Linked DNA regions of Homo sapiens: region 1 is linked to region 2. The links are chromatin contacts, found by Hi-C or POLR2A ChIA-PET in ENCODE. All regions are on one chromosome and are shown on one strand. Each heading gives the region's core, a stretch centred on a gene start or an enhancer-like site at or near the end of the contact. The rest is flanking DNA. Distances are from core to core; before and after follow the strand shown.

Region 1 (2,851 bases), core at 164-2,663, 170 kb before region 2:
CCACTGTGGTAAGATGTGACTGGGATTTCAAGGTTTCCCCTGTCTCTACTGATTTACCTAAGTAGGACAGAGATTTCTGGGGCATGCCTGCCGGTGGAGGGCAGTAGGTCACTCAACTAAGAGCACAGTATTGTTGAGAAAATGACACTAAAGTGGTCATCTGGGATGCTACTTCGCTTTTGGTAAATAACTTTGCATCAACTTCTCAAGTTCCACCTCTCAGTGGAGACGGATGCTAGACAAAGGTACCAGACACCGCAGCCTGGTCGGCTGAACAAATGGAGTTATAGCCTTAGATTTTGTTTTCGTGATGACTAAGCTGACCAGGTTTCTTCTTTGTCCTTGCACACTTTATGCTTGACGAGATGCTTAAGCAAATAGAATAGGCGACCGCTAGGAGGTACCCGAGCTATGCGTCGGCCGCCGGGGCGAGCAGAAATGGCTAACAGCGACTCTCTCGGCTCGGTGGGTCAAGGCGGGTGGTGCTTTTCCAAGGTCGGGGTTGCGATAAGCTTATCGCTTATCACAAGCAAGAAGGGCAAGAAGGACGTCTAAGAACCAACGGTCCTTTAATCTAAAAGGCCGCGCGCCTCCAAGGCAATGTGACATCTTGAGGTCTAGTGTTTGGGCACCAGCTGCCTGCACATCTGGATGCAGCACTTCCTTTCAGGGAGGAGGCGAGGCGGAGGACCCCGGAGTGCACGCACCTCCTCGTGCGCGCGCTCGCTTGCGCCCGTGAACGTGTGTGTGTGTGTGTGTGTGTGTGTGTGTGTGTGTGTGTGTGCGGGCGCGCGCGCACACACACGGGCCGCGGCTCCGGGACCGGCTAATGGGGGTGGGGGCCCAGGAAGGAATAAATCTCCGCCAGCCTCCTCGCGCCTGGCTGCGGGTTAATATCCAACCAGCTAGAGAAAGACTAGGGTGACGGCAGCAGGGTGACAGCCTGGGCACACCGGCCGCTTGTCGAAGGATCAGGATATTAGCCAGTCTCCGCCACACTCAGGGACTGATATATTTCTATTGGCGGGGGGCTGTTGGTTTTTATTGTCTGCCGTTATCTCCAAAGAACAAGGGCACGAGTGAGGGGTGCGCGCTCTGGGCGAGTGTCGCGGCTCGGATCGGGTCGAAGGAGGCAATTTTGCGGGTGGGGGAGGGAGGGGGAGACCTTGATTTCCACCAATCCCCGGGCGTTTGTCTGCGAAGTCCGGGGCGCAGCGGAAGGCTGCGGCGCGCCGCTGAATTAACTGATGAGAGCGAGTTCTTTTCTTCTCCGGGAGGGGTGGGGAGCGAGGGTCCCGGCGGGCGAGGCGGAGGAGCCCGGGGCAGGATAGCGGTCCCGGGCCGCCGTGGAAATTTCCAAGGACTTGGTGCGGCGCAGAGAGCGCGTCTCGGGGCGGGGTGGGGGGGGGGGGGTTGCCTGGCGGCGCAGCAGCGCGGGAGGCGGCGAAGGGCGCAGGAGCATCGCTCGGAGGGGACAAGGGGACGCCACGGGCCACATGTTTAGGAGGGAGCCGAGCCTTCTCCCGGACCCTCGCCGAGGGCGACCGTGATGCTGCAGAACCGGCGGGAGCGACTCGCCGCCGCCGCTCTCTGCGCACTCGGAGACCCCAGCGCCCGCCTTCTGCAGGGGAAGCGACCATGGCCATAGATCGTGACTTCACCCCCAGCCACTTCCCCTAGAAAGAAATCCTTGGAAAAGTTGCATTTGAAAAAATCCTTGCGCTGACCTTTGGGGCCGACGGGGCCGAAGAAGCGTGCGTGCGTTTGCAAGTAAGAGAACCAAAGGTGTGTGTGCATGGGGGGCTGGCGGTGGGGGACCCTCCGCTGCCACTTCGCCTAGCTTTGTGCTGAGGCCCCGGCCCCCGCCCCTGGGACGCCGGGGCTGCGATGAGCCCCTGCGGGCGGGCCCGGCGACAAACGTCCAGAGGGGCCATGGCTGTACTGGCGTGGAAGTTCCCGCGGACCCGGCTGCCCATGGGAGCCAGTGCCCTCTGTGTCGTGGTCCTCTGTTGGCTCTACATCTTCCCCGTCTACCGGCTGCCCAACGAGAAAGAGATCGTGCAGGGGGTGCTGCAACAGGGCACGGCGTGGAGGAGGAACCAGACCGCGGCCAGAGCGTTCAGGTACTCCTGCCCTCGCGGCTCCTCCCCTCTAGCGTCCTTTCCTCCCCGAGTGCAGAGGACAGGGTCACCGGCGAGGACCGCCTTGCACCGTCTCGCAGAGGCATCCCTTTCATCCGCTCTTCCATGTCCTTTCCCTCCATTTGTGCCATTCCCAACCTGGAGACTTTAGTCAGGGTTCCTTCCCCACCCCTGATCCCCAGAGATGTGCAGACACCTGCTTTGCGCATGTAAAGACTCGACGCATTTCTTCCCAAAGCGGAGTTTTATTTAACAATTTACGGATAAACAAAACAGAGGGAAGGAGAACCCAGGATAACTTAGTCTCTTGCACTTAATAAGAATTTACCTCTTGGGCTCTGCAGACATTTGAAGCTGTAGGGAACAAGAAGCAGGTAAAAGGCATCTCCCCGAGGTGGAGTGCACAGTCGGTAACATAAGTCCCCAACGTCGGAGTGATGGGCAGTGGAAACATGGACGGATCCCGCAGCTTTGCGCAGTGTGCCCACAGCAAGTGCATAGTACTGACTGACGTCTACTAAGAGACGATACTGTGCAATTTTTGTGTTGAAATCTCGAACAGCTGTCTAGTATTATTATCTCATCTTGTTGACCACAAATTGATTCTTTAGAAGGATGAGTAACTTCCCCAAGGTCATTACTTTTGACCTGTGGGTGCTGGATTTTTCATCACTTAAAGCTCCAAAGCTCCCAGCTCTTTTTATTGGCTT
Region 2 (2,856 bases), core at 16-2,515:
TCTTAGCTTTTCATAGGTCACCCTTCCAAGGTTCATGAGAAAAAAGTGAAAGTTTGCATCTTTGGTACTTCAATTAACACTGACTTCACTTGGTATTAGTGCTACTTTTAGCAACTGTATTAGTGTATCCTCACACTGCTTATAAAGAAATACCAAAGACTGGGTAATTTATAAAGGGAAGAGGTGTAATTGACTCACAGTTCAGCATGGCTTGGGAGGCCTCAGGAAACTTACAATCATGGCAGAAGGGGAAGCAAACACATTCTTTTTTACACAGCGGCAGCAAGGAGAAGTGCCTGGCAAAAGGGAGAAAAGCCCTTTATAAAACCATCAGATCTCCTGAGAACTCACTTATTATTACCAGAACAGAAGCAGGGGAATAACCACCCCCATGATTCAATTACCTTCCACCAGGCCTCTCCCACAACATGTAGGAATAATGGGAATAACAATTCAAGATGATATTTGGGTGGGGACAGAGCCAAACCATATCATTTCATCCCTGTCCCCTCCCAAATCGCATGTGCTCACATTTCAAAACACGACGATGCCTTTCCAGCAGTCCCCCAAGGTCTTAACTCATTACAGCATTAACCTGAAAGTCCAAGTCCAAAGTATCATAAATTGACACTCAATATTAACCATTGGCCAGATGTGGTGGGTCACACCTATAATCCCAGCACTTTGGGAGGCCGAGGCAGGAGGATCACTTGAGGTCAGGAATTCGAGACCAGCCTGGCCAATATGGCAAAACCCCAGCTCTACTAAAAATACAAAAATTAGCTGGGTGTGTTGGTGGGCACCTGTGATCCTAGCTACTTGGGACGCTGAGACAGGAGAATAGCTTTAACCCAGGAGGCAGAGGCTGCAGTGAGCTGAGATCGCACCACTGCACTCCGGCCTGGGCGTCAGAGTGAGACTTTGTCTCAAAAAAAGAAAAAAAAATTAACCATCACAGCAACCTTTCAGAATTCATATGTACCTGTGAGCATGGTGTATAAACTGAGCTGAATCAATAAACAAGACCTACTTGATGGAAAAACCCTAATAACTCCTCCCATAACAATCTCTACAGTACACCTATTTATTCATCGCTAAGCTCCTTGGTAACTATGGACCAAAACCTGTGTGAAACTTAAAAGAAGAAAAGCAATTAATCTTCTGAACTACAGAAAAACACCCACAATCCAGGTATAAGATAGTTCCCCAATCTGAGCCTCATCTGCATAAAGTGTGTCGGAATCAGCAGCTAAATGAGGAAATAAAGCCCTGATATTTAAAGTCGGTAATGCTTTGGTTCATTTGCCTTTTGATGTAGTATATTTTTATGGCTGAGAGGAAGTAACACACTGAAAAGGACAGAGGAGAGGAGGAGGAAGTGGCAGGCAGTGAGGGCGGAGAAAATAAGGGCAGAGCCACTGAGAAGAAAAACATTAAAAAGCAATAACTTTAGCAAGAAAGACACCAAAATGATTACATGATATCTCCAATAGATTTTACATTAATAAAAAAACTACTGATCGCATTTCTAATGAAAAAGACTTCGAACAGTTGATAAAAAATGATTTATCAGATAATTTCAGTAATAATTTTCAAGACCCACTTTATAGTGAACACATGACACACATCACATGGAGTGTTACGGTCATCTTCTGATTGTTGGGCTTTAATTATGTAAATATTTTCTTCAATCATTTAATTGCTTCATTCAGGTATAATTGGTATGCAACAAACTACATATTTAAAGTGTGCAGCTGACATATGTACACACTTGTGAAGCCATCACCACAATCAACATATTGAGCAGATCAATCACACCCAAAAGATTTCTCATGCCTCATGCCCCTTTGTGTCCCTGCCTCCTGCCTCTGCCCACTTCCTTCCTACCCTGAGGAACCAGTGATCTGCATTCTTTTATTACAGACAAGTTTGCAGTTTTTGGATTTTTGTTTTGTTTTTGACAGTGTTTCGCTCTGTCACCCAGGCTGGAGTGCAGTGGCACGATCTTGGCTTACTGCAGCCTTCACCTCCTGGGTTCAAGTGATTCTCCTGCCTCAGCCTCCTGAGTAGCTGGGATTACAGGCACCTACCACCAAACCTAGCTAATTTTTGTATTTTTAATGGAGACAGGGTTAGGCCATCTTGGCCAGGCTGGTCTCAAACTCCTGACTTCAAGTGATCTGCCTGCCTCAGCATCCCAAAGTGCTGGGATTACAGGCATGAGCCACCATGCCTGGCAGTTTTCAGATTTTTATATCAATAAAATCACGCTACATGTACCCTTTTTCTGGCTTCTCTTAACCCAGCAAAATTATTTTGAGATGCATCCATGTAGAGCACATATCAACTGTTTCTTTCTTGTTATTGGTGAATATGATATATATCATACATTGTTTTTTCATTCACTTGCTGATGCACCTTTTTGTTTGTTGCTATTGCAAATCAAATTGCTGTGAGCATTTATGTACAGGTCTTTTTGTGGAGGTTTGTTCTTAATTCTGTTAGGTAAATACCTAAGAGTAGAATGGCTAAATCATGCGGCAGAAATATGTTTAACATCTCAAGAAATTCTCAAACTGTTTTACGAAGTAGGGAGTTCTAGTTCTTCCACATTCTCACCAAAACTTGGTGTGGTCAGTCTTTCTAATTTTAGCTCTTTTTATTTCATACAACAAGACATGCTTAAGATTCTAGAGGATCACCCTTTGAATACAGAAAATAAAGACCAGCCCCTCATCAGAGAAGCTTTCCATGACCACCCAAATTAAAGTAGCATCCCCCAATTATTCCATACTGTATCACCCTCGTTTTGTTTTTTGTATTGTACTTATTGCTACTTGATATTTTCTTGTTAAT

Evidence for each region. A loop is a pair of places that touch in the nucleus more often than their neighbours do. ChIA-PET counts read pairs that join two places held with the same protein, here RNA polymerase II (POLR2A). Pooled maps may share reads with other maps.
Region 1: a loop to region 2 is called in a map of CD4-positive, alpha-beta T cell, with 1.9 times the contacts of the local background. The contact joins the promoter of ST8SIA1 here to the enhancer-like site in region 2. A Hi-C loop is called at or near these places in 5 of 168 maps with a recorded cell type or tissue (CD4-positive, alpha-beta T cell, CD4-positive, alpha-beta memory T cell, PC-3 and 2 more) and 8 of 50 pooled maps. POLR2A ChIA-PET finds 5 or more read pairs at or near these places in 3 of 52 experiments (CD4-positive, alpha-beta T cell, CD4-positive, alpha-beta memory T cell and Caco-2).

Annotation. Positions count from the first base shown.
Region 1 is chr12:22,333,269-22,336,119 of GRCh38, reverse strand. ST8SIA1 (ST8 alpha-N-acetyl-neuraminide alpha-2,8-sialyltransferase 1) reads left to right here and starts at 1,413. Exons shown (of 5, transcript NM_003034.4): 1 at 1,413-2,123. The coding sequence starts at 1,888. LOC105369151 (a long non-coding RNA gene) reads left to right here and starts at 2,130. Exons shown (of 2, transcript XR_931426.3): 1 at 2,130-2,851.
Region 2 is chr12:22,162,765-22,165,620 of GRCh38, reverse strand. No RefSeq gene overlaps it. Among named protein-coding and RNA genes, the nearest start is that of CMAS, 120 kb to the right of the region's middle. Within about 2 kb of position 1,265, at least 3 of the 41 ENCODE cell types and tissues checked have a DNase peak (open chromatin) inside an H3K27ac peak, as active enhancers do; they include CD4-positive, alpha-beta T cell, where a contact is called at or near this core.